3 separate regions of the Mus musculus genome follow, and regions 1 and 3 are each linked to region 2. The links are chromatin loops, found by intact Hi-C in ENCODE. Cell type or tissue: left cerebral cortex. All regions are shown on one strand.

Region 1 (8,000 bases), 540 kb before region 2:
GGAGTAATGAGGAAATTGACACCTCAGTTAATGGTTTCTCGTTTCCTCTGGGTGCAACGAGGAACTTTATCTCTTTCCTTTGAGCGTTGCTTCGATGCATGCTCATGGCCATTCTTTGGTTAAGCTCCCAAGACCTATTTCATACCTCATCCTGATATATCTGAATGTGAGTATAAGAGACAGGCAGGTAGGTAGACTTCATTTTTATATTTATATAGATATATTGCATTTATATTATGCCCTCTTTTAGCTCTGTGGTGATGGAGATGTTCCTTTCTTTTTAAAATATTTTTTTCTTGCAGTTATGTGTCATATCCATGGCTATATGGTTCTTCCCAATACAATGTGATGCCTGAGGTCAGGGGTCACGGGTCAGGGGGGTACATCACCTACCACGTGACTTTATCACAGCCTTCATCGTTCTTCCCACTTGAATTTCTCCTTCTCTTGGATTCACAATTGGCTTAAGAGTTCACTAATGCCGAGACCCAAACATGGTTGATTGATGATATTTGACTGAAGTAGGGGTGCTGGAGAGATTTACAGTGGTCATCCCTCTTTCCTCTCTCTCCCTCCTTTCTCCTTGGCCTTGTGCCTTCCTTCCTTCTTTCCTTTTTCTTTTCTCTAAATTTCTATGAAAATGAAGTCAACCTAGAAACACTTCTGGTGGCAGATTTTATTCTTGAGAGCCAAAAGTGATGAGTTGAATGAGAGTCAAGAGAGAGTGAGTTGAACATAAGGCTGGAGGGCAGTGTATAATACAACCTCATTGTATCTCTGAGTCCATCCATCCTTAAAGCAAGCACCAAGGCTTCTGGATTCTGTTTGTTGGATTTGGCCATCTGTCTTCTTGCAACAGAAGATTCCTAACTGACCCGGCTCCTGAACATATGAGATTAAGACAATGAAACTCAGTGTTGACTAAGGCAAGATTGGCTTCTACTCTCATCCTGTTCATGGTGCAAGAGGGACATCACTTCATAGTTGAAGTTCTTAGCTCCAAATACTGGGAGAAAAATTTCAGGTTCTTTCAACAGAGATGAACCTTATTAAGGCTCATTATAAACACAGAGTCTTGCAGCAGGACTAGTCATTGAGATTCCATGTATGGAGCCAAAACCCAGCTATAGAATTGATTAGGTAGAGACCTCGCAGCTGGCACTAGTGGTCACAGTCTTTGTTCCATGCACTGCCAACATGTGACTAAGGACTGAACATTGATAATGTACATTTGTCAGGGTTGACACTGAAAACTGACATTCCTAGAATGGATCTTAATATAGGATCTGAACTCGTGTCAAGTTAGGCTAGGGTTTATCTAATTGGAGTAGATTTGGGCACATGTCTGTACTCCTAGGACAGGGTTTCCATAGTAACCTCCACCTTATAGTAGACATCTTAAGATGAGGACTTTTTTTAACATAGGAAAGACATTCAAAGGATCTGAATCGGATGAAAGTCACATGTTGAGCATATTAGGGAAGGCCAAGTTTAAGACCAGAACATCATGAACAAAGACATGACACTTGGGAACACAACTTGGGCAAGGTTTATCAAGAAGGCTCACGCGGCATGCTTTCCCTGGAGACTAGGCAATCACATATAAGCTTATTTTCAGGCTGCGTGTGATGAGCCCATGTGCTGATTTGTGTCCTTCCCCAAAGAGAGCTCACTATGTTTATGAAATATTAAAAAAAATTCTGGAAAAGTCTACAATCCAAAATATTTCTGGTCTTCAGCAGTTTGAATAAGGGATATTCAACTTGTAGCCTCATTTTTATAGATGAGGTAACCAGGGCTCAAAAAGTCACAAGACTAACTAGCCTAAAATCACACAATGAAGTGGCAAGACCAGATAGCAGCTCTCTCCTTTTGACTGACATTGTACCCGCCTCCCCCAACTTTGGACAGATTTGTTAGATTCTGAAAAGATGTCTGCAGGTCTGTGTGCCCAGACTAATGTCAATGTGGCTTTTACTTCGTGCCAAGTGCTGAATTAGGCTATTACATCTTGCACTCTGCATGTAATGAAGTATTTGGAACATTCAGAAAAGCCAAATAACTAGCCTAGGTCTATGGAGTTCCACAACCTGTGATCTTTGCAAGATATTCTAGGACAGAGGTCTGAGGAGGGAGAGGAAGTGTGTGCTGATGAAGAGGAAGAGAATGGCTGTGTTGGGCTGTGTTGGGAAGAAATAAAGAAGACCCCAGGTGGTGGTACCGTTCTTGGGTTGAGGAAGCATAAGGCATGTGGGCAGGAAGCCCAGAGTGCCATCTGGAGTCTCATAATATCACCAAGATGCTTTCTCCCTGCAAAATGAGGACAGCAGGCCTGTGCAGGGCTGCAGACTCACAAGGATGCATCCAGCCTGTGCCTTGGAAGCTGAAGCTGGGCAGGACAATTATAAGGCAGATGGGAGCATGGGATCACGTGCTTGGTACAGAGGCAGCCAGACTCTGCTCCCATTGCAGGCTGTCAGTAGGGATGCCCCTCCTCATATTTGCTCCCTGTGGGTACTTTCTACTCTGTGACCTCCTCCTCCTCTCTCCTTCCTTTCCTTTTTAACTAAAGCTTCCATTTTCTCAAATTCCCTCTTCTGCTCTGCTGGGTACAGGGATGAACCTATGTGCCAATGATCTTCAGGCGTCCAATCTCTCTCTTCCCACCCAGCATACCTATTTCTCCTCTTCGGTTTCTCATTCTCCTGGTTTGTACCAAATGCTAGGAATGGACATCTGGGAGGAGCCAACCTTGCTCCTGGCCTCACTTCCATTCCCTCCCTCCATCTCTGGCCATCTTCCCTGTATCTCCCAGCACCCCCTTTACTCTCACAGCGCCTGCCACTTGAGATCAAAGACTCTCCAAGTTAAGTTTCCTCTGTGCCGTGTCTCTCCTCTCCTTCCTCTGGCACATTCTGGTAGATCTACTAGGCAATACCACCAGACTTAGCAACGGGAGGAAAGTCAAATCATTTTGGAATGTCTTTGGGAAGTAAAGTGGTGACTCATTTACAGCCAGTCAAAGTCTCCAGCCGCTTCCATTTGTAATGATTATTTTCACTGTCAACCTGACTCTAGTAGGAGTCACCTAGGAGACCCACCTCTTAGGATGTGAGTGAGGATACTCCAGAAAGGTTCAACTACAGAGGAAAGACTGAGGGTGGGTGGCACCGTCCTGTAGGCTGAACTTCTGAACTGAACGAAAAGGAAAAAGGGAGCCAGGGAGCTGAGCACCAGCATTCATCTCTCTCTGCTTTCTGATCATGGTCACAGTGTGACTGGCTTCCTTCTACTTACTGCTATGTCTTCCCCATTATGACGGACTATACCCTCAATCCTTGACTCAGGATAAGCTCTTCCTTCCTTAAGTTGCTTTTTGTCCCTGTTCAGGGCTGGTCTTGTCTACTCCCAGACACTGGCATCCATCAGTCTCCTCTAGGAACACCACGATAATCACACACTTGTGGTCCACCAGTCCTAGGCATCTTGAATGTAGCTGCATGTTGCTTAGTCTGGGGAATGAATTACATCCATCAGACTGACCTGTGGGAAGTCTGTAGAGGTATTTTCTTGACTGTTGATATGGGGATGTTTAGTCCACTGCCCAAGTGGTTCTGGGTTGTATCTTAAAGGCAGCTGAGCAAGCCATGGGGAGCACACCAGTAAACAACACTACTCCATGGCCCCTGCTTCTGTTCCTGTTTCCAGGTTCTCAACCTGTGTTCCTTCCCCAATGGACTGTAAGTCGTAAAATGAAATAAACTTTCTCTTCCCAAGCTGCTTTAGTTCATGGTGTTTATCATAGCAAATACGAGGCAAATTAGAGTAAGCTGTTCTTACACGTTGACTTTAGCCTTAAGAGATGGCGAACAGAGGATTTTGTCATATTGGGTTAGATTTGTGAACTACAGAACTGTGAGGTATCAAGTATGCATGCATATGTGTGTGAGGGTATATGTGCACCTGTATATGTATATGCATGCCTGCATATGTGTGTGTAGCAAGTATATGTGGACAGGTGTGTGTGTGTGTGTGTGTGTGTGTGTGTGTGTATGTGCTCATGATAGCACACATGTGAGGGTCAGAGAACAGTTTTTGAGTCTTAGTTTTCTCCTCCCACTGTGGGTTATTGGGATAGAATTTAGTCATCAGAACCTCAGTTGACTTGCTAGCTCAAATGTGATTGTCAAACTGCTGCACCCAGCATGGCCCTCAATTGCAAGCAACTTAAAACAACTTTTTTTTTTCAAAAAAGATTTATTTATTTGATTTATATGTGTACACTGTAGCTCTCTTCAGACATACCAGAAGGGGGCATCAGATCCCATTATAGATGGTTGTGAGCCATATGTGGTTCCTAGGAATTGAACTCAGGACCTCTGGAAGAGCAATCAGTGCTCTTAACCACTGAGCCATCTCTCCAGTCCATGAAGCAACTTTTAATTACCTATGCAGAAAAGAAATGTAAAGAAAATGAGATGTGGTTTTGCCTGCCTAGGATGCTACTTGGATACACAAGACACCCATCCCAGCTATGGGTGAATCAGGACCTAGCTGGTTCACTTGGTTCTCTGCTCATTTAGCATCCTTGATTCATCTCCCTTCTCATATCATGGCTTTTCCCAGCTCTGAGCTGGGCATGAGAGAAAGAGCAAAATACATCCCAGTTTGGAACTTATCCCTGAATCAAACTTCCAGAGACAATCTAATACGAGCAAGGAGAGGAGAGGAGAGGAGAGGAGAGGAGAGGAGAGGAGAGGAGAGGAGAGGAGAGGAGAGGAGAGGAGAGGAGAGGAGAGGAGAGGAGAGGAGAGGGGAGTCACGAGGCAAAGGGAGGGTCAAACTGTATTAAGGAAAACCCAATCACAGAGTATCTGGGCAATAAGCCTCGGTAGAAGCAGTATGTGAATGTGAGCTAGAAGTGTATATTTTGTATGATAATGTACAGGTTACAGGTTTCACACAGACATTCACTATCCAAACACAGAAAATGTTCAACATGTAAATATTTTGCTGCCCGCACCTAAGGCTATGCAGTAGAGTACAGGATTAAACACACGCAGATGGTTGCACATGTACTCTCTGGTGGGCAACTGACACATATGATGCTTGTTTGTGTGTATGCATGTGTGAGTGCACGCTATGACATGACTATTGAGGAAGGCAGAGGACAACCATAGATGTTGGTTCTTGCCTTCTGCTTCCTTTGAGCCATGGCCTCTTCTTGTTCTCTGCTTTGTACCCCAGGCTGCCTGGCCCCTGAACTTCTGGAGCTTCTCCTGACTTGGTCCACCCCGCCCGCCCCCCATAGGAGGGCCGGGATTATTGATGCATGCGACCCGAACAGTTTTCTGCGGGCTTTGGGAACCCAAAGGTGAGTCTTCCTGTTTGTGTGGCAAGTGATTTACCCACTGAGTGGCCTACCAGACCTTCTCTAACTGCTGAGGCCGGTATCGTTGTGGATACCACTGACATTTTGGAGGGGACAGAACACAGAGACAGTGTGAGGGAGATTGTTTCACACATTATAAAATACAGATGTGATTGTTCACAATTTCTGTCGCTATGAATTGTGACTGGAGTGGAATGGATGGATGGTAACACACCGTTGGGGCCACCCTTTGATCCAAACCCAGTTCCTATATGGGAGAGTTTGAATGCCAAATCTCCACAGTCTCAGGTTAGGGCTTGGTTGAAAGCTGATAGGCCTCTGGGGAGTCCTTAGCCTCTGATGTAATCCACAATGACTCCATCATTCTGACGTAATCTTCAATGAATAGCCTTTGATGAATCCATTGTTATTGCAAGAAGATGGGAATCAAGAGATGAGGGTTAGTTAAATAGATAAGGTTATTGAATGTATGCCATTTTGGTGGCCCTCCCTCCCTCCCTCCCTCCCTCCTCTCTTTTCCCATCATCAGGTGAACATGCTCTGCCATGTGCTTTTACCACCGTGGTGTTCTGACTCACCAGGGAGCCAGATGGCCACCGACAGAAATATCTCAGAGACCGGAACAAATAACACCCCTCCACACGTCGTCTTTCTCAGGTTATTTGTTTGCGAGGGTGATAAAGCTGACTAGCAACCTTGCATCTTTTAAGATGTACAACTGGCCCTAAGAGATGGAATTTATTGTTATTCTCCTGTTACCATGGGAGAAACTGATACATAGCCAGAGACCAAGCAAGTTCAAGGTCATGTGGCTGGGAATTTTCATGCATGCTGGCAGTTAGACTCCAGACTTGGCCCACTTTCTGTATCTTAAAGCTTGGGGGACTTCTCTTAAAGGGAGAGAGACAGACTCTTCTTTTGGTTCGTTTAGATTTTCACGTTTTACTCTGTAATGTAGCTTGGGCTGGACTAGAACTCAGTCTTCCCGCCTTGGTCTCCCAAGTGCTGGAATCACAGGCATGCACCAGCACGCCCCAACACTAGACTCTTTTGTTTGTTGTTTTATTTACATTTTTTCTTGATGAGAAAAATTAGTTTGTCCCTGTTAGTAATAATCAAATGCAATCCATAGCGAATACACATTTATTTAGTGAATATTCAACGAGCACCCGTTAGAGAAACAGAGATGCTACTGTGTTCTGGGAATAAAAGAAGCTCAGCCTATGCTCTTCTCAGATTTTATTTAAAACTTAAAGAGTTAGGTGAAACCTTAGCAGTTACTCATATATTTATTTTATTTAATTATTACCCATCTGATTTCTTTCTCAAACTGGGGCAGAAAGCAAATCCTCCCTGCTGTAGATCGTTCCTATCAGCGCCAGAGAAGTAGTGGACACACCCTGAGGGCTTGTATCCTTTGCACCCCTCAGGGATGGGGAAGACGGATGTTTATCCACGTCTGCCCACTGAGGGGAGTAGAACTGTCAAGGTTTTAGTAAGCTAACAGGCAAGAATAGGTATCTTGGCATAGGTTTTGTTGGCATTCCATCTAGGATCGGCTCCACAGTTACCTGGCAACAGCCAGGTGTGCCTGACTCACTATAAAAAGGGCTGCTTGCCTCCTCCTCATTCTCTTGCTCTTCCTCTCCTACCTCTTCCTTCTCTGTTCCTTCTCTCCCCATTCACCTGCCTCCTCTCTCTCCATGTGTTCATGGCCGGCCTCTACTCCTCTTTTCTCTTCTCTTCTCTTCTCTTCTCTTCTCTTCTCTTCTCTTCTCTTCTCTTCTCTTCTCTTCTCTTCTCTTCTCTTCTCTTCTCTTCTCTTCTCTTCTCTTCTCTTCCCTTCCCTTCCCTTCCCTTCCCTTCCCTTCCCTCCCCTCCCCTCCCCTCCCCTCCCCTCCTCTCCTCTCCTCTCTCTATCTTCTTTCCCTCCTCCTCCTTCCCTTTCCTCCTTCCTTTCCCCCTTTCTCCCTTCCTCCCCTCCTCCCTCTGTCTTTCTCTGTTTCTACTACCACCTCAACTCCCCTTCCCATGCCCTAAATAAACTCTATTCTGTATTGTACTGTCCTGTGGCTGGTACCTCGGGGGGGGGGGTATATCCCTCAGCATGGGCCCACAGAGGCACCCCCTTCCTCCACATCATACTGCACCTCCACCAAACCTATCCCTGGCTTCTTTTTTCTTTTTTTACAGAATACAACAGGTTTAACTGGTGATCTTATAAGGGATGCTTATTTGTTTCTAGTGTGAGTGCGTATCTTTACATTCTATCATCAGGTTCTGTGTCTGTCCACTTTGCCCTGCACTTTAGCCACAATGCAGCCCACACACTGCCTCTGTTCCCTTTAACTTAGTTGCTTCTTTCTCATTTTTCATTATCATAAGTCACGGGGAGAGAGACTTTCTCTGTCATGCACATCCAGGAGGAGATGTACATGTTTAATCCACTGACAAGTCTCTTCAAATGTCTGCAATTGTCTTTCCACTAACGTGGCATCATAAGATTTCTTGCTTCATTGTGATAAAAACTGCATGGTACTGGTATAGAGACAGACAAGTAGACCAATGGAATAGAATTGAAGACCCAGAAATGAACCCACACACCTAT
Region 2 (8,000 bases):
TCCTGAATCCCCATATGTCTACAATGGGATCATCTCTACTCATGTGAGCCAGCAGTCCTGTTTAAGATGAACTTTCTAGTATTTGCGGTTGCCTGGCAAAGAAACAGCCCTCATCCTCCAGTGGAAGAAAACGGACTTCAGGGAAGGAGCAGGCCAGGTGTGGCCTGCCCACAATTAATCCCAGCTGCCTGAGAGGCTGAGCCACGGAGATCACAGCTTTGAAATCTACCTGGGCCATATAAAGAAACACTGTCTCAAACCTTAAAATTAGGGCTAGATTTGTAGCTCAGTGGGAAACCTCTTGCCCAGTGAGCCCAGGGTTCTCTAGAGGAAGAGGGAGAAAGGACACAGGGAGAGGGGAGGGAGGAAAAGAAGGAGTCCAAATTCATCTATTAAGAAATTAAGTGGCTTCTTTATTGTACCTTAGGAAGCTGTCAGTAAAGGCAAACCACCTAACAAGAATGAGACAAATGTAAAACCATTAAGACCCGGCAGAAAGGTGGAGCAAGCAGACAGAGAGACAGAGAGGGTGCCGGGAAGTTCCAGATGATCCCAGTCTGATCTGGAATCCAAACCTCCCTGATGGCCCCAGTTTGCCCCAGTGGCTCAACGAGATTAGAGGTGAACAACTCAGATTATCTCACTACTTAAAATCCCTGCTACCTACACAGCACTACAGAGACCTTACCTCAAGTGTGCTACCTGCCCACTGGTGGCCTGAAACATCTGCAGCACCTATCTGTGTGAATCATGTGTGCTCTGTGTCTAAGGACAATTGATAGTGCCAGACTCTAGAGGGCCAGACTCACAAAACCCTCTTTGTTTTGTCAAAGGGAAACCACCATAAATTATCATAATTATTCACCTTTTCCCAACAGAAACATCCAAGGCCAGTGCATGCCTCTGGGATGAGGGAGAGTTGAAGCATCTCTTCCCTGGGTACTCTCTAACAGTTCTTGAGTTCATTCCCCAGTACTAAAAATATAAAAGAAAGAAGTAAAAGAGGGAGAGAGGGAAGGATGGAAGAAATGTGTAGGGAAAGAGAGAAAAAGAGGGAGGGAGAGGAAGGAAAAAGGTAGGAGGGTGCAGGGAGGGAGGGAAGGAGGAGGAGAGAGAGAAAAGAAAAAGAAAGAAAGAAAGAAAGAAAGAAAGAAAGAAAGAAAGAAAGAAAGAAAGAAAGAAAGAAAGAAAGAAAGGAAGGAAGGAAGGAAGAAAGAAAGAGGGGGAAGGGAAGGGAAGGGAAGGGAAGGGAAGGGAAGGAAGAAGGGGAAGGGAAGGAGGAAGGGGGAAGGGGAAAGGGGAAGGGAGGAGGGAAGGGGAAAGGAAAGGAAAGGAAAGGAAAGGAAAGGAAAGGAAAGGAAAGGAAAGGAAAGGAAAGGAAAGGAAAGGAAAGGAAAGGAAAGGAAAGGAAAGGAAAGAGGGAGGGAGGGCATTCAACTTGGGGTAGGGGCACAAGATGTTGTTATGCAGTCTGGCTGGGCTGCCTTCAAACTTGCTTTGTGGAACAACCAGACTGGCTGAAACTCAAAGCAGTCCACCTGCCTCAGTGCCTGAGTCAATGCTGAGATAGCAGGTTGGGTGTCAGTGCATCTGGTATAAATTCTATTTTTGAAGGTTCTTTTTTTTAAATTTTATACAAATTTTGCATCCTTCTCACAACAATCATATTTCTACATAAAGAAGTCTTTGGATATGTATCGGTTCAAGTACTCATCTCATCTCAACAAAGCCATCATCCACTGATGAAAGTTGTCGTCTGGCTTCTCGCATCCCAGGCATCTTGTGGCCTCTCCCACATTCAGCTCACCAAATCCCGGCCCAGACAATGACACATAACAACGGATTAGTGCTCAGCGACTGCCCAGCACCTGTTCTGAGTGTTCTACAAATATGAATTCAGCCTAGCAGCAACGTGGAGAGGTGAACTGAGAGTGATCTCATCGGTGCTGGGAGAACTGAGTCACCAGAGGTTATGAACTTGCCCAAAGTCACATACACTTAGGAATAGAGTTGGAAACTGTATGCTTCTCTAGTTCCTCCGTCCCCGGCACAGACCCTGAGCTGTCTGCCACTCAGTCAACAGAGTGCTTGTCTAGTTAGTGTGAACCAAGTCCAAGGTTCCACCCCCAGCACCCAATAAACTAAGCATACCTGTGATGCTAGCACTCAGGGAGGTGGAGGCAGGAGGATTAGGAATTCAAGGTCATCCTCGGCTACACTGCAAGTTAGAGGGGCCAACCAGGAACCCCTGAGACTTTGAAGAGGGGAGGGAAGATAAGTAGGCGCAGACTCTGGAGGAACTTGGACAAGTTGCATCTGTCGAAATTCTACATGCTCACCTCTGTAGCTCAGAAACGGTTGGATATCCACGCTAGTGAACCATTTGCCGCCACAGACAGCAAGCTACACAGAGGGCACTTCCACCATGTTTTCTCAACAACAACAACAACAACAAAAAATATCAGAGTCCACCCATCCATCAGCCCTAAAATTCTTTCACGCTGGCACATCTGTGCAGGGCATTGCCAGTTAACCATGACAAAGAAGGTCTGTTTTCATCTGTGGTGTGAGAAATTCTTTAAATCCAGAGAGAAGCAGAAAGGGGCTAAAGAATAAGATTGGGGGTTCCAACGGTTGTGTTGAAAACAGCGTAAAACAAAATAGTATGTGGCAAACTGTAGGGACTTTGTTTAGTGATGGTTAATGATATGCCTACGGGGTCCAGGAGGTAGAGTCCCAATCATACTCAAGAGTAGTGATGGGTGCTTTAAAGGTTCTGGGAAAAGCCAGAGAACCTAGGGAAGTGTCCTTCAGGAAAGCAGGGCAAATCAAAAGGGGCACTAGGACATTTGGCATGAGATGAAGAGTAATGGCCGCCTGTCTCTGGCTGGTCCTGTGCTCTGACCTTTTGAGTAAAAGGTTGTCAGCATCCAACTCTGACATGACCCAAGCGGTTTAAAGTCTTCTATCTAGTGAGGGACTGTACTGGCATCCGGCCCCACATGTCCTGCAAGCCCAAAGCTTTTCCCTTCTCAGTTTCTCTCAGGACACTTGGTCTCTAGTTGCAACCTGTGCTGTGTTCGGGGATTCACCAAGGCATGTCCAAAGCAGCAGCGCGGTAGTCCCGCTCCTAGAGGGAAGCCTTCCTTGTTTTCTCGTGCTCACTGTAAAGTGCGCATGGGTCTTTTGATTGAAATTTTCTGCTCTTTCTCTTGAAATTGCTTAATTGCGCCCACCCACCGGTAAGGTTCTTTATATCGGTGATGCTGCTGATCCTCTCTGTATCACTGTGCGGTACTTTTGAACGCCAGGTTTCCTTACATTTCTGTGAGGATGCTGCCCCCTGCAGCCCACTTTGAGCATAATAGCCATTGTGATGGATTATCTCATCTCGTTCCCACAACCCACGAAGTGAAAAACTGTTAGTATCCTCCTTTTTTGTTTTTTCAGAGGATAAATCTGACTTCCAGCAAAGTTAGGTAACTTGTCTTGGCAGAAACAGGCCACCTCTCTCCAGAATCCCCCGTACCAACACTGTTGTCCTGTGACAGGTATCCTCCATATTTAATCTGCCAGCTAACCGAAATTACTGGGGAAGGGGAAGCGAATTGACTCATTTTTGGCTGTGCGGCCCTCTCTGGGTCCATCCACAGTTCCAACAATAGCCCCGCGGTGTTAATGCAGATGCAGAGATATCCCTGGGAGAGCTTTGTGGGAAGGTGTGGTTGACTGACAACCAGCTGCCACACCCTCAGAATCTCTGCAGCACCTAAACTTAAGCCTTGCCCTCCTGGGGCTACTCAGCCAGCAACTGGGCACAAGCTTTCTAGACCCAAAGGGAGGTTTTGTTTTGTTTTGTTTTGTTTTGTTTTGTTTTGTTTTGTTTTGTTTTGTAGGTTCCAAGATGTATGGATTGCAGTGGCGCCTATCAGCATATCAAAGCACACGCTGACCTCAGGACTCCTTCACTTCATGTGCAAGCAACCTGCCCTCCTCCCTTCCTCCCCTACCTAACTCCCTCCAGCCCCTGGGATTTCCTCCTGCTCTCTCAAAGCTACCTAGCAGCTTCCTGCCTTCCTTCTCTCCCTGGGCAAATGTCAGGTCCACACTGTGATCTGAGGGTATGCCACAAACCAGGCTGTATCTTTGGGCTCACTGGTCAGCCAGTCTAGCCTGTTCCAAGCTAGTGAAGACACTGTGCCTCACAAAGATATTTTTTTCCTTTAAATGCAAACCGCTTGGAGAACAAAACTCAGTGTTGTCCCCTGCATCACACACACACACACACACACACACACACACACACACACACACACACACCCTACCATTGAAATGTAAGTGCCACTGTAGAGAGAAGACTTTTATGAGGTGACTAGGGCCTGGGGACCTGGCCCTCAGGAATACAGTAATACCTCCAGCAGAGAAGTGGATTGGTAATCACAGGAATAGGTTCAGATCAAAAGCTAAGTCATCCCTGTCCCCAAGCTCCTGTCTCTGTCCCTCTCCCCCACATCCTCACGCCATCTGAAACCTCTGCCTTGTCCAAGCACCGTGTGCTTGGCTTTCCCAGAGTTCTGAGCCAAAGAGACCTGCTCTTTATAAATTGTCCAGCCTCTGGTTGTCTGTTATAGCAGCACAAAACAAAGATACTGGATTTGCATCTCTCTAAAAGGACCCCCACGGAGTTTAACAAGGAGAATCTATAATTCTTTCTCTCTCTCATTATTTCGTACTTGTATGTGTGTGAGAGAGTGTGTGTGCATGCACATCTGCCACTGTGCACGAATCAAGATCAGAGGAGAGTTTTCAGGAGTCTGTTCCCCTTTCCTACCTTGGTAAGGCAGGCTCTCTCTTGTTTCTGCCAGGCCAGCCCGTGAGCTTCTGGTTCTCTTGTCTCAGCTCAGGGCAGCTCAACACAACATCCTTTTCCACCAAGATGACTAGGACCAACGACCGGTCACTGGGATGGTGACGAGTCTCTGGCATTGATGCTCCAATATAGGGAGTCTGGGGAAGGCAGTTTCTCACGCCAAGCCCTCATGGAACATTTTTCACACCTCTCTGCAAAGGCCTACACACCCCCCACTGCACACACACATTCAAGTGTAATCCCTGCCCCTTTCCTTGGGCTTTGTGCTTCCTGGAGCAAGCTCTACACTAAGGAGATCCTTGCACACAGGGTGCATAAATAAACTGCAGACAAAAAAAATGAATGATAATGGCTTGAATGACTTCCAGGGACTCATTGAAATTCCATTCCCTGATGCACAATTCCTGTGCCTGTGTATCTAAGAGGAACCCAGCACCACCACACGGACAGTAGAAAGACCCCTTGCAGATTCACACTGTGGCCAGGGCCAAGGGTTTGGAGAGGCAGAACTCAGAGCATCTAATTGGCTCTCTCACAGGGCTGAAAGGAGGCTTAAGTGGAGGTAAGTTCGCTATCCGTCAGTCATCCTGTGCACCACTAAACCTTAAAACCTTGCTGAGCTCATTAGCTCATTAACTATTTGGAAGATACATTCTCCCCGCAAAGGCCAACCAGAGAGGAGACTATGTTTAGCCTCATGGGGTACTAAAAAGTAAAATAAAGGCAACAAACAGCCATAGATCACAAGAGATTGTGTCCTCAATTTTGCAAAAGTCCTTGGTGAATTCTAACTTCCTGGTTTTACCAAGCATAGAGGCCAGAACGAAGGACCACTCTCTAAGGCAACTGGGGGACTTCCTTGGACAGCATTTTCAGGAAAGCCACAACCCCTGCTGGCCTTTTGGTTTCCCTGAAATCTGATCTAGAACATCCAATCAGGTGGCTCCAAACAGCAGGTGTCTGGAGCCTCACAGAACTGGCAAAACCATACCTTCCATGGCCTTAGCTGCTGACCCAGGACCTCAGATTGTCCTTAGAGAAACGGCAGGCTCATACCAAGGTACGTTCAGTTCAGTGGGGTGAGAGACTGGCTGCGACCGTCAGAAAAGTACACAGAATAGCTGAAAGGGAGGCTACCTTTGTAGCCCTTCCACTGCGGGTCTGTGTCCCACAAAATGTCTGTCTCTGCTAGAGGCGTGTTCCCCAGTGGAAATGCTAAGATGTAATAGAACTTTTATGAGGTGGGCCTCTCAACCCCAGAATACTAATGAAGCTCACACTAAGCTATTCAGCAAAGTAACCTCACACTCTTAGGGTCTCTCTGCATGAGGGATCCCTTCCTTGCTGTTTTCTGCCATGTCTTAAGCCATCAAAGAGAATCCCAGAGCAGATGTTGGTGACGTGATTCTAAATCCCCAAAACTGTGAGTTAAATAAACTGGTTGGCGTTAGGCTCGCACAAAATGCTTTGAGCTGACAAGTGAGGAACCATGCTTGCAACGGAAGTGTCCCACAAAGCCATGTCAAGGATGATTGTTAGCATCAGGCGCATCCGCGGACACCCGGAATCCGCTTCACATCCATCAGGCATCTTTACAGCCAACTCCCGGACCCAGCAAGAAGACACATCAACTCTAGGCGACAGTGTAGCTCCTGTGTCTGTCCCTTCACATATGCGCCATGCTCCACCCACAGCGTCACTTTGCGCATGCATCACAGCCCAGATAAAAGACCACTCTCCTTCCACGCTCTCCCGGAGGCCGCCTCCCACGGGAGACCTGCTGCATGGTGTGAGTTGTTCGGGACTGTGATGCTTATTTCTAACCTTGGTACTGCCAGACTCGGTGTTCGCAGTCCCACCACGTAGGTCCAGACGACTTCGCAGTTCTGCCGCCACCACGCCGGCACGGAACCCACTGCCACATGGGTTATGCCCACGGGCCTTAACATCACCTTCAACAAGTTGTCTGTTACACAGGCTCACTTTCTGGCTTCTCTCCAACCGAACACCAGCGATTTGGTAAGCTCCCCGCCCTAGTCATCATACAGGGTCCCTGGTCTCAAGGGGTGGCTGGCCACTGTCTAGTGGTTCCAGAGACTGAGTAATTCACAGTCTTTATGACTGGCCTCCTTGCTGACTCCTCAGTTTAGGACATTTTCCCATGGGTGAGATTTTCCTCACTCCTCTGAGTTGGTTCTTTTTCTCACTACTGCAAAACCTTGGGCCTGGTTGAATAGTTCTCCTGGTCTCAGCTCAGGGGCTGGCCTGAGTTCAGACTCCAAGTTCGCAGCATAACTACCTGGTCACGTGACCTGATGGTCGTTTCTGGCTACAAAATTTGTCCTTGGGACGCTGGACCGGGCAAGTGGCTAGCTTCTACTCGCCCAGGGGGTGCCTTGTCTTAAACTGTGTCTTCAGGCTCCGTCCGCACTGGGATGTCTCCTGGAAACCCTCAAACAGCTAAATCTAGGGTCTGACTTAAAGGCCTCCAAATGTATCCACCTTTGCCATCAAGTCTGGCCCTGTGACTAGTTAGATAACGACTCCGAGGGGACGCCTAACAGCACTTTTGATCCTACCATTTTAAAGAATCTTCATCATTACTGCCAGCGATCTGGAAAATGGAAAGAGGTTCTCAGTGTCCAGGCTTTTTCTCATCTTGGCTCCAAGCTCCTCCTGCTCTCCAACTCAGCTCCTATTAGTTATGAAATCTCAACCAGAAGAAATTTCCACTATTCTTGATTCAGCTAATGAACCTCCCGCTTACCGTCCCCTGACCTGCCTCTACATTATCTCCTGCATCCCCAGCCTCCTCAGCCTCTCACCGGACCTCTCCAGGGCCTCCACGCTCAGCTTTGCCAGACCCTGTGCCAGCTGCAGGCCGCTCCAGCTGTCCTACACTGGTACTCATTTTCAATCTCTCAACCACTTGCTATCAATCTACAGCTAACCCTACCGACACATCCCCCCTACCCAGCCTAACCCAGCTAGCTTCAATCCTTCCTTTAAGGGAAGTCGCTGGGGTAGATGTTCTGATTAGGATAAATATTTCCTTCTCACTAAATGAGCTCTCTCAAATTAAAAAAAAAAAAAAAAAAAAAAAAAAGACTGGGATCTTATACCTCTAACT
Region 3 (8,000 bases), 550 kb before region 2:
GCAGTTTTCTAATGGGAAGGCCACTGCCCTGCCTGTGGCATCGGTGACTCCTGTCTTGTCATGGTGTCTTCCATGAGCAGACACCACCCCTTTGCCCCACCTGACAGCTCTTGGAAAGAGAGATGAATAATCAGGAAAACTGAGGAGTTCCTGGGTCCTGGCCGTAATGTTAAATGGCAGTAAGCCCTATCTGAGTCCAGAGCATTCAAGAGCCCAAGAGCAGTGCTGGATCCATAGAAGAAAAGCTTGACTTTGCAGAGAAATAGGAACCCATCCTCATTTCTGATCAGGAAGAGCCTCAGGAGGAGCACCATCACACTTGGCAAACAACAGTTTACACGTTGTATACACACCCACACACTTGCGTTTACAAACACGCAATAAAAACAAACAAACAAACAAATAGGATGCCCAGTTAAATTTGAGCTCTAGATAAACACCAGGGTAATTTTTAGTGTGTACCCCATGATTCCCACGGCTCCATATTTGGGCCACGTTTATATGTTTCAAAACGTATCACCTAAAATTCAAGATTAGCTGCATTTAACTGTATTCGCATCCTGTGTTGTACTGGGTGGGACTTCGCTGGCTAAATTGGCTGGGTGTTGGGTATCACTAAGGTGGATGAATGGATGCTTCTAGCCTATCCGATTTAGAGTGTACTGCTGCCTCTTCTCTTCCTTATTCTATTGCTGTGAGGAGACTCCATGACAGTTTCAGAGGGTGGGTCCATGATCGTCACGGTAGGGGGTGTGGCGGTGGGAAGGCAGGCATGGCAGTGGAGTGGTAGCTGAGAGCTCACACCTGACCTGAAAGTTGCAGGTAGAGCTCGAGACACTGGCACACCTCCCTCAACCAGGCCGTGCATCCTAATCCTTCCCAAACAGTTCCACAAACTGGAGACCAAGGATTCAAACATATGAGCCTATAGGGGGTCATTCTCAACTAAACCACCACACCTCTCAAATCATGCTATCATGGAGAAATTTCTATTCCAGTTCAAACTGCTACCACTCCTTGGGCCTCATTTTTTTCAAAGTCTAATGGCTCTCTCTCTCTCTCTCTCTCTCTCTCTCTTATTTATTTATTTAGTGTGTGCTTGTATACACAAGTGTGTGCTTGTGTATACAAACATGTTTGCATGGTTAGATGAAAGCCAGAGGATAATCTTGGATGTCATACTTGAAACATCACCTTCCTTAGTTTTTTGAGACAAAGGTCTCTTGCTGGCCTGAGGCTCTCTGGTTAGACTAAGCTGCTGACCCAGGATCCTTCCGCTTGCACCGCCCCTGTTCTGGGATTATAAACATGTCATCAACACCTGGCCTTTTTTCCCAACATGGATTCTGGACCTTGAACTTAGGTCCTCTGTTTGTAAGATAAGCATTATACCAACCGAGCCATCTCCCTGGTCTCCAATGGCTCTATTGATAGCATTCTTGCATAGCTCTGGCAGCTGTGAAGAAAGAGTAGGACAAACTCTAATGAAGTAATACTGAGTATGAAACACCATGGGAAATAACAGACCCTTCTTGATAGAGTAATATCCATTGGCTTTTATCCATTTCTTCTTCATTTAACTTATTTTTAAGTCATACTGGAGATATTTTAGCAGTACCTAGGGCAGGATAAGTATGAAGGATGGTAATGCAGACTACTGCTTCATAAGCTCTTGGTTAATAATCGCTGTACTACATACACTCCAGACCTCCAGGGAGTTTTAAAATAGGGCATTCTCAGGGGGCATCTGCCCTGATGATTCTTGCTTCTTGTCTCAGTCCCCGACTCCATTCACAAATGGCAGACATTGCAGAGAAAGGAACTAAGTTGAAATTTACTTAGAAGTGGAATCTTTAGGAAATATGTAAATCTGTACTCACAGAGAAGGAATGCCATGCCCATGACTTAGAGGCTGAAGCAGAAGTGACCTAAACCAACCAGTGAGGAAAGGCAGGGTGACCCCAGTGAAATGTCCACTCTTCTGGGTTACATAGATGCTTGTAGAAGAAGACAAAGCTAAAGGAGCTAGCCATCGGAAGTGTGAGCGTTCAGATTTATTCTAGACAGGGCAGTAGATGATGCAAAGGCCCTGGCGTTGTCAAAAACAACAAAGCATCAATTTCTGATCCATTGGCATAGGGCAATCATGGGCCAGGGAGTGTAGTGTTTGTTTAAACATGTGTGTCCGTATTCTAACAAGGACTGGCTGTGATCATTTATGACTTTGTATTTCCTTAATTACAAATGACTGCATCCTTCAACAGGTGGTCCCCAGACACGACACATGCTGTGATGTGCAATTTAAAATGAGAATATTGTTCTGCTACAGAAATTGACTGCCACTTATTGAAATGTATGGAGGAGATGTTTTTAATTCACAGGATCATGCAACACTCTGGGGATGGGAATGGATTGGCTGTGATTCTACGTCTGAACACTGTGGACTACACACTCAGGTTTTCCTGTTACTAGACCTGCCCGATGCCAGCATAGCCGTCTTTTTCCAACTGAAACTAATGCAAGAAGTTAGCAGTTATTTTTGTTTCACAAGCCCAACAATTACTTTCCTCTTGATGAAAAAGCACACTGCCTTCCACAGTGGTGGCCTAATCTCCAGCAGGACAATTTAAGAGGGGAATTGTGTATTTCAGCTTAGAGTTCCAGTCAGTCATAGCAGAAAGGATGCTGACTCCTGGCAAACAGGAAGCAGGGAGGAGAGGAAGGGAGCAGGGATTGGGGATAATCGTCAAAAGCATGCCTCCCGTTGACTTAGTTCTTATTGCTAGGCCCAGCTACCCAAATAGTGCCACCGGCTGGGGACTAGTAATTCAATGCAAGCTTAGAGGAGGAGCAACTCATGGAAAATACATCCACATCTCTTTCAGACTAGGGCCTTTCATTATATCTTGACCAACTAGTTCCTTGGTTCATTCTCTGCTTGGTTTTGTTTCTGAGTTGGTCTGGTTAAGCTATGGTCTGGCAAAGTAATAAGCAACCCCTGACAGGACAGTGGCTCAATATAATTGGATCTCTCTCTTTGGCCAGCACAGGTTCGGAGGTTGTTCTTCTATGCATCTCCAAGCTAAGATTCTTGCATTCTATGGCTTTGACATCCTAGATTTCTTTATTTATTTATACTATGTAGATGAGGGGGAGAACAGAGGTAAGCATCTGTAAATACCAGGCCTGGATATGGTATAGATGTGCTCAGCCCACCTCCCATTGGCTAGAGCTCAGCCACCTGCCCCACATGCCATCGTGAGTAGTCTTTGAATAGCTCGTAATTTAAAGGCAGAGAATAAAATGGGTCAGGTGAATTCATGGCAACACTTCCATTATAACCTTTTCTGCTTCCTATGAGGAGCTCCTAGCAAGGAAAAGATAAAGAATTATAATATTAGCCAAGTCATAAAGTAGTCTATGGTCTCATCCTTTATGTCTGTCATCTTTAAACACTTCTCATGTCCCCTTACCTCCATTATCATAGAGGAAGAAACTGTTTTGGGGAACAAAAGGCAATGACTTGCCTAACTAACCCAACTGTGAAACTATGAAGCTGGACTCACATGTGTGCCTGGCTGCCTGGCTGCCTGGCTGCCTGGCTTCTGAGCTGACAATGTTTGTTTCGTTGGTCACTTAGAACAATCCTGAAACTCAGACTCCTTGCCACCTTATTCACACATACAGTTAGATCCTTGCAGGGACCCAGATAGGTGTCATCAGGAAGGAAGACACAGGCCAAAGTCAGTGTATTGTTCAAATATGAAGAAGAGAACAACCCTTCCCAGTTCCCCATTGGTGTTACGTTCTAGAACATCCAGTCTCAGCAGATGGGGAACATCAGATGACGCAGATGTCCTAACTCTTCTCTTGTGGAATCGGATAGAGGGATTCGCCTCTTTGCTGTGTTGCTCAGAACTCCAGAGCGGGGACAGGAGTTCTTTAGTGGCCAGGTGCAACCCACAGCTGTCAGCACTTGCAGGTGAACATGCTTTCAGGTGTTGTTTCCTGTGTTGCTGGCCCTCAGGAGATCCCTTAAGTCTTCCTAGAGGCCCCAGAGCTTACAACAAGCTGCCTGGAGTCATGTAGAAACTCAAGATGCTTGAGTGTGCTTCACAGCCCTGCCTGGAGTCAAGTGCTGCAAAGTAACTTCCGTCATGTGGCCATCAAGGCTGAAGAATGTCTTCAAAGCCCTGGGCTGGGGGTGGAGTCAGCACAGACATTCTCTCTAGTCAGGTCTTACTGTCAGATGAAATCGGGCCCGGAGGATGCTGAACTTTAGAGGCAGCAAAAGAAAGGGGGCTTCAAAAAAAAAAAAAAAAAAACAAAAAACAAAAAGCTACTCCAAGAATGTTCTGCACATTGGAATTTGTGAATCACTGAAGCCGAAAAACATCTGATTCAGCAATGCCAAGGGCATTCCAGAAGCTTCGGCCATCCGTCTTTGGAGTCCAGACAAAGCATGTGTGCAAAGCTGGAAGCCAGATGCAGACCTCAGAGCAAGCCAGCTGGTTTGCTCCAAAGAGGTTCTGGTTGTGGGTTCAATCTCTGTGAAGTACAGAGGGCCCTTGGAAGTGGGCCCAGTCTGAACTGTCTTCTCAGACACACATGATGATGAAGTAAAGACGTGGGGATGGGTTCCTTTTCTAGAGAAACAGCCAATAAGCACACGCTCCACTCAGGCACTTTGGGTACTCAGAATGGTGGATCATGATGCTCACGAGGCTGCATTGGCTCTGCCCAGAAAAGAAGATTCGAGAGTGAGCAGACCAAAGAGCCAAACCATCTTCTGAGGGTCCAGCAGTCACACATCACTGGGGTTCTACCTGACATCTGGCCTTTAGCTTTCCATTCTGGATGATTTCCCAGGATCCTGCTCCAGACGCCTTGCCAACCACAGTGCTCACAGTCACACCTAGAACCTCCACCCCGTGTCCCTTCCCACTCCCCTTCTGCCAAACCACTTCTGCCTTTTCTCGGCCCTGAGCTTTTACCTTGCTTGGATGTCATCTCTAGGTGACATCCTTAGCATGAACCTCGAAGGAACAACCTGTGTCCTCTGGTGGCACTGGGCACATCCTCTGAGCCAGTGCCTCCTCTGAGAATTATCCTTTCAAACTCAAAGAAGTCACGGCATGTGATCCAACATAGATGTGGATGCAGAAGTAAGAGTCAAGTATGGCAAGTCTACTGTTTGTGACCTAAACATTTGTGTAGCCTTTATGGACTTAATTTCCTCATGGGCAAAGAGAGATGCTTTCATTGAAACAGGAATGTTTAAATTATGTCCCCCTAACATGAGTCAAGAAGAAACCTTTGCGGAGAACAACGACATTTACCAATTTCTGTGCTTAAAGTCTTCCCACCAGAGCCAATCTTAATATAGCACCAAACAGGTGCAGAACGTTCTGGAAATCTAAAAATTGGGCCATGCGTTTGAACCTCCCCTGCTACTACGCTGGTTTTCAAAAATGCCAGGCACATGGGTTAGGGGTACAGGATTGTTGTAGAATACTTGTCTAGCCATGTGTGGAGCCTTGGGTTGAACCCTTAGCACCCCCAAATATGAAGTTACTTTTCTGAGTGATACAGATAGAGAGACATAGCCGCATCGTAATTTTTGGGTTTTCATCACCGAGGTGTACCCCATATGTTTCATAGCACTGCTCTCTATTGCCTCTGGCATCAGAAACTCTCTCTATAGGAAACACATCTTGCCCCACTTTGTTAATAGTCATCTCTTCCGCTGTTACTGGTGCAGAAGGTACAGCAGCAAACAGAGTGGTAGAACCGGTTCTAAATCCTTTGGTAAAATGTTGGGATTGAAACAAAAGTCTCCGACTGTGTCTGAACTAAAGGGATAGCATTTAGACTTTCATTATTAAACCTGTTAGCTCTCTGTGCCTTCGGTTAGACTGAGCATGCTCCCTTCTAGCCCTAGACTGCTGGGCAGTGTTTTGTTATTATTATCATTGGTTTTCAAATTTGGCAAGTATTTTTCTTGAATTTATTAAGCTAATTGTAATTTTTTTTTCTCCTTGGACTGTCTTCATATGGTGACAGCTTCGTTTGATTCTTAAATGTTAAACTAACCTTGCCTTCCTGGTATAATTTACACCCAAACCATAGCAATTTGTTCTTTTTCTGTATTTATGAATTTTGATAGGCTGAAATATTTGACAGAAAATTTTCCTTCTTGTTCTCACCTCCCTCTTCCTTTCCCCTTCCCTCTCTCAACTCCTCTTTCTGTCTTTCCACCGTTCTCATTCTTTCTTTGTATGTCTTCACCTCTTTTTATTATTCAAGAAATATTGGTCATAAAATACGTCAGGACATGGTCTCCTCCTTTCTAATATCTGAAAGTTTTGTGTAGGACAGCTATCATTTCTTCGTTAAATATCTGACATAGCTCACCAGTTATGATAGTCAGTATTGATTGCTAAGAGACGCTCAAAGGAGGCAGACCTCCTGGCTTGCCTGTGAGAGATTCTGTAGATCACATTAGCCTTTGAGAATGACTGCATCCTATTTTTCTAGGTTAGGCTTACTGAAGTCGGGAGACCCAGCTGCAACTGGACTGGGTAATGAGAGAAGCAAGCGGAGCATCTGCACCCTTTGTTTTCCAACTGTGGCTGCAACTTGCAGGGGCACTTCCAACACCAGCCATGGCCGTCCTTTCCGTGATTGGCTGTATCCCCTGAGCCAGAAGAAGCCCCTCCTTCCTTAGGTTGCTTCTACCTGGCTTCTGGTTTTGTGTTGTTTTGTTCTGATCAGTGAGATAAATAACTAGGATACCACACTGAAGCTCCTTGAACTTGGAGTTAGTTTCCTTTATATTAACCAGTTTCATATTAGCAGTTTACTTTCTTCACCCAACACAAAGTTATCTAGATTTCGACTTCTTGAGTTACCTTGGGAAAGTTATCTTTTTCAAGGAAGTAGTTCTTGGCATCCAGATTAGCCAGTTTTTGGTGTGCTTTTTGTTCCTGATAGCCCATTGATCTTTTGTTTAAGTTTTATAGGGTCCATAGCAATGATTTTTCTTTTAGTCTTAACTTTTATATCTTCTTATTCTCTCTTCCCTGTCTGTTTTCCTAATAGTTCATCAGTTTTGTTTAATTCTCCTCAAAGAATAAAGTGTTGGATATATCTGTCTTTAAATTCTGTTATATGTTTTCTTGGGGGGGGGGGCTGTGATAATCATCTGATTTTGGTTATCTTCCCTATGTACTTTAGGTTTCATTTGCCCCTTTGTTGTCTCAGAGTTTTAGACACTTAAGCCATGACTTTTGATCATTTATTCTCTTCACACATTAACAATGAAAGCTGTGTATTTTGGTATAATAACTGCTAACACTGCATTTCACAAATTTTGTTGTGCTATGCTTTTATTTTCAATCATCCAAACTTGTTAATACACTCGCTTATTGGGTTATTTATAGTTATACAGCCTAATTTAAAAACATTTAGTGTTTTTTTTCCCCACCAGATAACTTTCTATTTGTGATTTTTAAACTCAGTTTGACTATAGTCAGAGAACACATATATTTTATTTTTGTTCCTTCTAGCTTCATGGAAACTAGTTCAAGGCTTAATATCTGGTCTACCTTGGTGGATGTACCATGTAGAGTAGAAAATATTCATGTGGTTGTGGATTGGTCCTTCTACTTAATGAAGTCAAGATAGTTGATAGCACTGTTTGGGTCTACTGTACCTTTTTAAAATATAAAACCTTTTTGAAGTACCTATCCCTGTAGACTTGGCCATTTCTACGTTCATTTAATCAGAATTTCCCTTATGTATTCTGAAGCTCATTTGTTAGGTGCATTACTGACCATGGTCATATTGCCCTGTTGACATAAAAACATCTATATTATAAATTATCCTTCTTACTCTAATAATACTACTTAGAATGGATTAAGTAATAATATAGCCATTAACACTTATTATTAGTGTTGCACTAACTTTTTAATTTTTATTTATATTTGATCTGGATTTTT

What was found. A loop is a pair of places that touch in the nucleus more often than their neighbours do. Peaks named below come from ENCODE experiments on the same cell type or tissue, not always from the same donor. Only the 100,000 strongest peaks of a DNase experiment are listed, where the experiment ranks them.
Region 1: a loop joins it to region 2, with 4 times the contacts of the local background. A loop is called at or near these places in 2 of 42 quality-filtered maps.
Region 3: it touches region 2 in a loop (2.8-fold over the local background); 2 of 42 quality-filtered maps call a loop at or near these places.

Annotation. Positions count from the first base shown.
Region 1 is chr10:84,352,519-84,360,518 of GRCm38, reverse strand. No RefSeq gene overlaps it. Among named protein-coding and RNA genes, the nearest start is that of Gm46201, 21 kb to the right of the region's middle. In left cerebral cortex, a CTCF peak has its summit at 4,316 (motif pointing right); DNase peaks (open chromatin) are centred at 1,948, 2,307, 2,798, 5,998 and 1 more place; H3K27ac peaks cover 5,226 bases.
Region 2 is chr10:83,815,172-83,823,171 of GRCm38, reverse strand. No RefSeq gene overlaps it. Among named protein-coding and RNA genes, the nearest start is that of 1500009L16Rik, 96 kb to the right of the region's middle. In left cerebral cortex, a CTCF peak has its summit at 3,350 (motif pointing left); a DNase peak (open chromatin) is centred at 3,330.
Region 3 is chr10:84,361,820-84,369,819 of GRCm38, reverse strand. No RefSeq gene overlaps it. Among named protein-coding and RNA genes, the nearest start is that of Gm46201, 30 kb to the right of the region's middle. In left cerebral cortex, no CTCF peak of the experiment used is centred here; no DNase peak of the experiment used is centred here; H3K27ac peaks cover 959 bases.